Linked DNA regions of Homo sapiens: region 2 is linked to region 1. A link is an interaction called in ENCODE POLR2A ChIA-PET data of the cell type or tissue named here. Cell type or tissue: HCT116. All regions are shown on one strand. Region 1 overlaps RNF207 (ring finger protein 207). Region 2 overlaps CHD5 (chromodomain helicase DNA binding protein 5).

The links. ChIA-PET counts read pairs that join two places held together with the same protein. Peaks named below come from ENCODE experiments on the same cell type or tissue, not always from the same donor. Only the 100,000 strongest peaks of a DNase experiment are listed, where the experiment ranks them.
Region 2: POLR2A ChIA-PET joins it to region 1 with 5 read pairs; 4 of 35 experiments call an interaction of 5 or more read pairs at or near these places.

Annotation. Positions count from the first base shown.
Region 1 is chr1:6,218,315-6,222,314 of GRCh38, forward strand. RNF207 (ring finger protein 207) reads left to right here. Exons shown (of 18, transcript NM_207396.3): 17 at 1-55; 18 at 922-2,985. The coding sequence ends at 1,093. ICMT (isoprenylcysteine carboxyl methyltransferase) reads right to left here. Exons shown (of 5, transcript NM_012405.4): 5 at 2,879-4,000. Among named protein-coding and RNA genes, the nearest start is that of RNF207, 14 kb to the left of the region's middle. RefSeq lists silencers at 521-721, 1,152-1,337. In HCT116, no CTCF peak of the experiment used is centred here; DNase peaks (open chromatin) are centred at 1,515 and 2,127; H3K4me3 peaks cover 1,344 bases; H3K27ac peaks cover 3,639 bases.
Region 2 is chr1:6,146,866-6,150,865 of GRCh38, forward strand. CHD5 (chromodomain helicase DNA binding protein 5) reads right to left here. Exons shown (of 42, transcript NM_015557.3): 8 at 2,381-2,547; 9 at 1,989-2,210; 10 at 1-6. Among named protein-coding and RNA genes, the nearest start is that of CHD5, 31 kb to the right of the region's middle. In HCT116, no CTCF peak of the experiment used is centred here; a DNase peak (open chromatin) is centred at 1,996; H3K4me3 peaks cover 984 bases; H3K27ac peaks cover 476 bases.

The DNA of each region.
Region 1 (4,000 bases):
CAGAGAGTCTACAGAACACGCACGACGACAGCAGGAACAACGCGGCCTCAGCCAGGTAAAGCAAGTCTCTCCACTGGAGAGTGTGCACGCGATGTGGCTTCTGAGGCCAACAGGACGACAAAGGAAACTCCAGGCTTTTCCCCTTTGGCGCCAGCTCTGGGGCCCTGGCTGGGCCTCTTTGTAAAACAAGGGGTCAGAGAGGCTCTCAGCCCAGATGAGTAACTTATAAGTGACCTCATAGATAAAACAGGTGTTCCTTTGATAGACAGAACCCCATTTTACCATTATAAACAGCCATGGCTGCTGCCTGCATCCACTTTCACCACTGGGAGCTGCACGTGCTTATGCTAGGGGACTCGGGTCACTGAAATGAGAAAGTGACCGAGGACTGTTCCCCAGAGCCAGCGCATGCGCCCCAGTACCTGCCAGAGGAAGACGGCTGTGCATTAACACCTACGACACAGTCACAGGCTGATCTTTGTGTATTTTGCTTTCAGGAAAACATAGTCACAGGGCAGAGGACAGCACTGTAGAATGAGAACCAGAAGAGCCTAGGGGTGTGCAGAGGGTTGCTGAAGTGGCCAGAGTCACAGCGCGGCTGGTGACAGAGCAGAGTCTGGCCCCAGCCTCCCCTGCACAGCCGCCATTTATTAGCTCAGATGCTTCCAAATTCAAAATGCAGTGTCACCAGAAACCGCTGACACAGGCTGATGGTTCAGCAACTCACAGCCATCCCCTGGGGATGGGCTCCTACTCAGAAGTAGACAAGGTCCTTTTGGAGACAGAGCCTTCCTGGTTCTCACTCACTGAGGCCTTCCAGGAAGACGTTCCATTCTGAGTGCTTTGGCCCAAGTGGATTTTAGTGCAGGGATATGGTGAAATGGGGGAGCGGGCTGGGCTTACATGAGGCTGTCCCTTTAGGAATAATCCAGGAAGTGTCCCGGAAAAGAGAGAGAAGACATCAGAGCCTAAAGGAAACAGCTGGGCTCCGAACGGCCTCTCAGAAGAGCCTCTACTGAAAAATATGGATCATCACAGATCCAAACAGAAAAATGGGGGCGATGTCCCCACATGGAGGGAACACCCGACTTAGCAAATGGGACCGGTCCCCAGGGTCAGGCTCTTAGAGCAGGCACAAGACTGGGACACTGGACAGAAGGTTGTTCCCATGATGGTTTTTTTTATTTTTTATTTTTGAGATGGAGTTTCGCTCTGTTGCCCAGGCTGGAGTGTAATGGTGCAATCTCGGCTCACTGCAACCTCTGCCTCCTGGGTTCAAGCGATTCTCCTGCCTCAGCCTCCCGAGTAGCTGGGATTACAGGCGCCTGACACCACGCCCCGCTAATTTTTTGTATTTTTAGTAGAGATGGGGTTTCACCATGTTGGCCAGGCTGGTCTCAAACGCCAGACCTCAGGTGATCCACCTGCCTCAGCCTCCCAAAGTGCTGAGATTACAGGGGTGAGTCACCGCGCCTGGCCAATGTTGTTGTTGTTTTTAAGACAGAATTTCACTCTTTGTTGCCCAGGCTGGAGTGCAATGGCGCAATCTCTGGCTCACCGCAACCTCCGCCTCCCAGGTTCAAGCGATTCTCCTACCTCAGCCCCCAGAGTAGCTGGGATTACAGGCATGTACCATCACACCCGGCTAATTTTTTGTATTTTAAGTAGAGAGGGGGTTTCTCCATGTTGGTCAGGCTGGCCTCGAACTCCCAACCTCAGGTGATCCGCCCACCTCGGCCTCCCAAAATGCTGGGATTACAGGGGTAAGCCACTGTGCCCGGCCGGTTATTTCTTTAAAAGGTAATCATTTGTCAAGAGTAAAACCCAGAAGCTCTGACAGGCCATAATTTCAGATCCTTTGGCTTGGGCAGTTTTGATTTTCCCCGTGTTTGCATGGCATGAAGTCTTCGTCCTTGTCACAGTAGCTTGGGATGACTCCCAGTCCACATGGAAAACATCAGGGAGTGACAATCCAGCAAGAAATCCCTCGCTAGTTCCACACCTACGCACCGAGCGTCGGTGTGCCAGGCCCTGTGCTGGGCAGAGTGTGGTATGTCAGGGTGTGCCGGTTTTAGGTAACAAGACTCCACCACTGAGTGGCACCTGCCCTATTGCAAAGGAATCCAGTTCCTCCGGAATAACAGTCCCACTGTTAACCTGGTGCTACTGGGAAGTTCCACACAGTAATCTGAGCAGTGACTCATGGAAGGATGAGGAACGTTTGCTCCAGCTTCTCTCCCTTTCCAGCAAGGGCAGAGCTCCTAAAGCCAGGGGTTAGCACCTGGCCAGCTTATGTGGCAGATGGTCTCAGTTACAACTTCGCTGCTTTCCCAAACTCCTGCAGCCCTCCTGAGTCCGACTTCCGTTGATAGCAAGGCACTGGGTGGCAGCAACCTTTTTTCTAGTAGTTTTTTCCCAGCAGTTTTCCATTTCTCCACAGTATCCTTTTCATTTAGAGGAGCTTAATAAATGCTTTTTAAAAAGTAACCCACGTGACGTAAAATTTTACAAGTTTTTGTGGCAAAATGATGCCCAGATAGTCACATTTAAGCAAATATTCAGCTTGATTCAGTGATTAACAGCAAATGGGTCTACGTGCTAACATGGCAGCACATTCAACACATAACACATCACTCACATTGACGTCCACTGTCCCTGCACCTGCTACTTCAGGGGCACTGAGGCTCCTGTTCCAAGGCCTTACAAACCTATGTGGTGGCCTGCAGGGCAAAAGGAATTATCATTACAACTGGTTAGAGGTAGGAATTCAGAAAGAAATTGAGGAGGCCAAACACACGTCGTTTGAGGCTAAAGGCTTAAGACGCTTCTTACCCAAGAGTGACCTCAGAGTTTCACATCCCAGACAATCACACTGTGGTTGAGTGAAATCAAGTGCAGTTTTATTTAAGAACTGGAAAGAATAATCAGTATCTGTGAAAGAAAATCCAATTTAGAATATTTAAATAAACATTTATGTAAAAAGAAGAGTAGAATAATTACTCCGTTCAGTTCCTCTCCTTGCAATGGGATAGGCTGCCTCTGCTGCAGATGGCTGGGTCTTCCAAACCCATGACAAGTGCCACGGCCTCTGCAGCAGTGGCCCAGAGAGTAGGCACTTCCCAGCATGACAGAGAGGCCGAGGCCTTCTAACCTTGCCAAACCACTACAAAAGCAAACTAGGGTGGGCAAGCCCAACTACCTAAGGCAGGAAGAAAGTGCAGTGAAGGGACAGTGGTGTGCTGTGCGTATCGTGGGGGTACTCCTAAGCAGCTAGCTGTTGGCGAGATCTTACAAAGCCTGATCGGCTAACGCAGCTTCCTGGTTTAGGAACATTTTCCCCGGTCGTATCAATCCCCCAGGTTGGTAAATGAACAGAAGGGATGAATAAAGCCTACTTTTTAGGCTCAAGGAGCAGCTCGTGAAGGGGTGGCAGGTGCGCTGCTGCCTTGTTTTCTGTCCTGCTAAGAGGCTCACCCCGCGACCTCTTCTGTAAACTGCCACTCAGCAGCGGCCTGCAAGCCCTCACGAAAGGCTTCACTCTATGCTGTTTCCAGGTAGCTTTGTTCTGACAGTACCTATTTTCCACTTCAGAATCTCCACTTTAAAACCTGCAATGGAAAAATAAATCTCTTGACAGTTTTTTAAATCGAGAAAATTGGTGATGTGGCCTTGGCAGCAAATACCCAGAAAGCCTTTACCTCATTAACCTGATTCTCCACGGGCCCTGCCACTGCTAAATTTATAAAGCTAAAAATAATCTCAAGATCATGGAACTAAAAAGAAGTCAATCACTTACCAAATCCTGTCCTTAAGGAGTTCATCTTGGCTGGGCGTGGTGGCTCACGCCTGTAATCCCAGCACTTTGGGAGGCCGAGGCGCGTGGATCACTTGAGGTCAGGAGTTCGAGACCAGCCTGGCCATCATGGTGAAACCCCGTCTCTACTAAAAATACAAAAAAATTAGCTGGGCATGGTGGCCCAAGCCTGTAATCCCAGCTACT
Region 2 (4,000 bases), 71 kb before region 1:
GGGGCACTGTGGACAGAGAAGGGTCCCCAAGGTGGGGCTCAGCTGCAGGGCCCCACCCTGAGGCTCCCATGACAGCAGGCTGCCATGCAGGCTCCCTCCCATCAGTGCCACTGCCCCCAAGTCAGAACAGTACCACGGTGACGCCATGACATCCACCCCGTCCCCAGGAGCCGCATGGGTCATGCACACAGGAGATGGGCAGTGGGGGTCTGTGAGACCACGTGGCCCTTTCACTCAATGGTGAACTTATCGGCACCCAGAATATCTGAGCCAGCGTAGGTGAGACTGCCATGTGCATAGGACAGAGGGGGAAACTGAGGCCCACTCGGCAAGGGACAGCAGAGCAGGGAGCAGAACATGAGATTCTGGACTTCCCCTACCTTAGGTCTTCCCATTGCCCCCTGAAAAGAGGTCACATCACTGTGTGATCCCCAAGCACTCAGGGAGCATGAGCCCTGTGCTGGAGCCCAGGGACACGGCAGCCCCATCCACCATCCCTCACCCGGGGCAGGGCTGCACCCAGGCACCGTGCGTCTAGGCTGGGACAATGAGGCCCCATCTCTGGCAGCCCACAGACACACTGCAGGGGCCCTGACAGATGCTAGGGTGACAGTGAGCTGCTGGCTGGCAAAGGCAAGAAATACAACAGCCACAAACCACACCACTCGGGCCCTGAGATGGGTGGGAGCAGCCTTGGCCCTCCAAGGAGGCGGTGCTGTCTGACTGGACAGGGTCGGGGGTGACTGATTCAGGGAGACAGCTCTGGTGGGGATAGCAGGTCCCAGCTTTGCTACTACCTGTCCTCGGAAACTCATCCAAGCCTCCAGAGCCTGCTTTCCCATCTGTAAAATGGCCCACCCCTTCCTCCACCTACCAGATCTGTGGTGCCACATCACACCTGAAGGCATTCTGGAGGTGCAAGGTACACCACACAGCCAGCCTTCCTTTGGCCTTGGTGACAGCAAAGGCCGAGAGGCAGAGGAGGAGGAGGAGGACATGGGAGGCAGGAAAGGCTCCTCCACTGGCTCTTGGGGGAGTGGAAGAGGGGACCCTTCCTACCCAGGCCATGGACCCTCCTACCCCCATCCCAGCCCCTCAGGGAAGAAGCTGAGAGGAACCCCACTCCTGCCCCCCTCCCATCCCCAGGGCCTTCCATCAATCCTAGGAAAGCACAGAAGGCTGCACCCCTCAAAAGGGTCCTCCCCTGGCCCCTACACAGACACAGACAAGTATGCGCACGGATGCACGCACACACATACACACGCACAATGCACACAGGACGGCCCAGGGCTAAAGGAGGCACAGCCCAGGACCTGAGGGGTGGAGGATCTGGCACCACAGGGGGCAGGACAGACAGCTCAGAGCAAGGGGCCTTCCGATGTCTACTGTGACTGGGGGGTGACGGATGGGGGGTGCCCCTCTTCCTGTAGAAACTGAGGCTCCCGCCCTAGGAGCCTCCTGCCCTAGAAGCCTCCTGCCCTCTCCCTATCCCCAGCCTTGGAACAGGAGCCAGGTCTGGGGTGGCTCCAGGAACCTGAATTTGAGTGGATAGTTCTGCCCTTGTGTGGCCTTAGGCAGGTCACTCTGCTTCCCTGAGCATCAGTTTTCTCATCTAAAAAGGGAGTAACATGCCTGGTGCCAGAATACTCAGTAATGTTAAAGGACACTATGATGGATGTGGAGCCCTTGCAGAGCACGTGGTCACTGAACAGTGGTCGCGGTGTTGGCATGATCACCACACCTGTCTGCCTTTCCCTAACACTCATGCCTCCCGTCTCTAGGGGAGTCAGACGCGGAGAAGGGCGCGAGGAAGCTATTGTGGACGGGGTCTCGAGCAGCGCGGGCGAAGCTTTGCGGGATCGGCTACCGAGGCGGGGCAGGAGCCGGCAGGGGCGGGGCCTTTTGAGGAGGGCAGGCCTTCCCCTGGGGGCGGGGCCTGTTCCTGGGGTGGGGCGGGGCGTCCGGCGCGGGGCGGGCGGAACACTCACAGTACAGCGCGGGCAGAGCCATTCACCGTTTGGGATCTCGGGCAGCGGCGGGTTGAGGCAATGCAGGTGGTAGGAGGAGGGGCAGGCGTCGCAGCAGAGCAGCTCGCCCCCGTCCTTGCACACGCGGCAGAACTCCATGTGGTCGTCCTCCTCCTCCTCGCAGCCGCCCTCCTCCTCTTCATCGTCGTCGTCCTTCGGCTCCCACTGGATCCCCTCCTTCTCCTGGGGGAGGAGGCCAGGTGGAGGCACCCTGGGCGGGGTCCCCGCTCCACCAGGCCCGACTCCCTCCCTCCCCTACAGCATCTCCCCGCATTCTGCCCCCAAATGAGGGCACAGGGGTGGGGGAGCCAGGCGTGGCCCCGCCCCCAGCCCGGGGCTCTGCCAAGGCTTACACAGTGGGGGCAGCTCCACTTGCCCTCGGGAGCCTTCTCCAGCTCTGGGTCCAGGCATACGAGATGGTAGGCCCTCGGGCAGGTGTCGCACAGGATGATCTCCCCACCCTGCTGGCACACCTCACAGTAATCCTGGTGGTCTGTCTCATAGCCGTCACCATCATCAACTAGGGTAGGGGAGAGGCAGTCATGGAAGTCCTCATCCACACTCCCAGCACACAACCAACTGCATCGCCCCAGGCCAGACAGGCACAGAGTAGATGTCTAATAGAGGGTGGATGGAAAGGTGGGTGGGTGAATAGACTGATGGTTGAGGTGGTAAAAGGGTGAGGAGATAGAAGATGGATAAAAGGAAAGAAGGAAGGAAGGAAGGGTAGGAGAGTGGGTGGATGGGTAGAAAGATGAATGGATAAATGGATGATGGATGGATAGACAAATGGATGGATAGATGAATGGATGGACAAATGGATGGATGGATGGATGATGAATGGACAAATGGATGGACAAATGGAAATGGGTGGACTGATGGATGGATGGATGGATGGACAAATGGATGGATGGATAGGTGGATGGAAGGATGGATGGATGATGAATGGACAAATGGACGGATGATGGATGGATGGATGGATGGACAAGTGGATGGATAGATGGATGTATAGATGGATGAATGGACAAAAGAATGGATGGATATATGGATAAACCAAATGGATGGATGAATGGATGGGCAAATGAATGGATGATGGATGGATGGACAAATGGATGGATGGATGGATGGATGGATGGATGGGCAAATGGATGAGTAATGGATGGACAAATGGAAGGATGGATGCATAGATGGACAAATGGATGGATAGATGGACAAAAGGATGGATAGATGAATGAACAAATGGATGGATGGGTGGACAAATGGATGATGGATGGACAAATGGATGATGGATGGACAGAGTGGTAGATGGATGGATGAACCAATGAATGGATAATGGATGGACAAATGAATGGATAACGGATGGACAATGGATGGATGGATGATGGATGGATGGACAAATGGATGATGGATGAATGGACAAGTGGATGGATGGATGGGATGGATGAATGGATGGACAGATGGATGGATGGACAAAAGGATGGATGGATGGATGGATGGATGGATGGATGGATGGATGGACAAGTGGATGGATGGATGATAGGATGGATGGATGGATGGATGGATGGATGGATGGACGGACGGACGGACGGACGGATGGACAAAAGGATGGATGAATGGATGGATGGATGGATGGTGGATGGATAGCTGACGGATGGATGGACAAATGGATTGATGATGGATGATGGATGAATGGCTGGATGGATGAAGGATGGATGGATAAAAAGAAGGGACTGAGGGAAGGAGGGAGAAGGAGGGATGGGAAGGAAGGTGAGGTAAAGATGGGTGTTAAGTGGGTGGGGGGTGACTGAAGGGAGGATGGCGATGAGATGAAGCACTTCCCTCTCCAGTCACCACACTGCTAATGCAAATGCCCTGGGGTAGCTCCCACCATAGGTTCCTTGTTCTTTCCTTACTGGGACAGGATGCCCCTCCCCAGACAGTAGAAACCAGGGCCGTGTGGGAAACACAGGGGC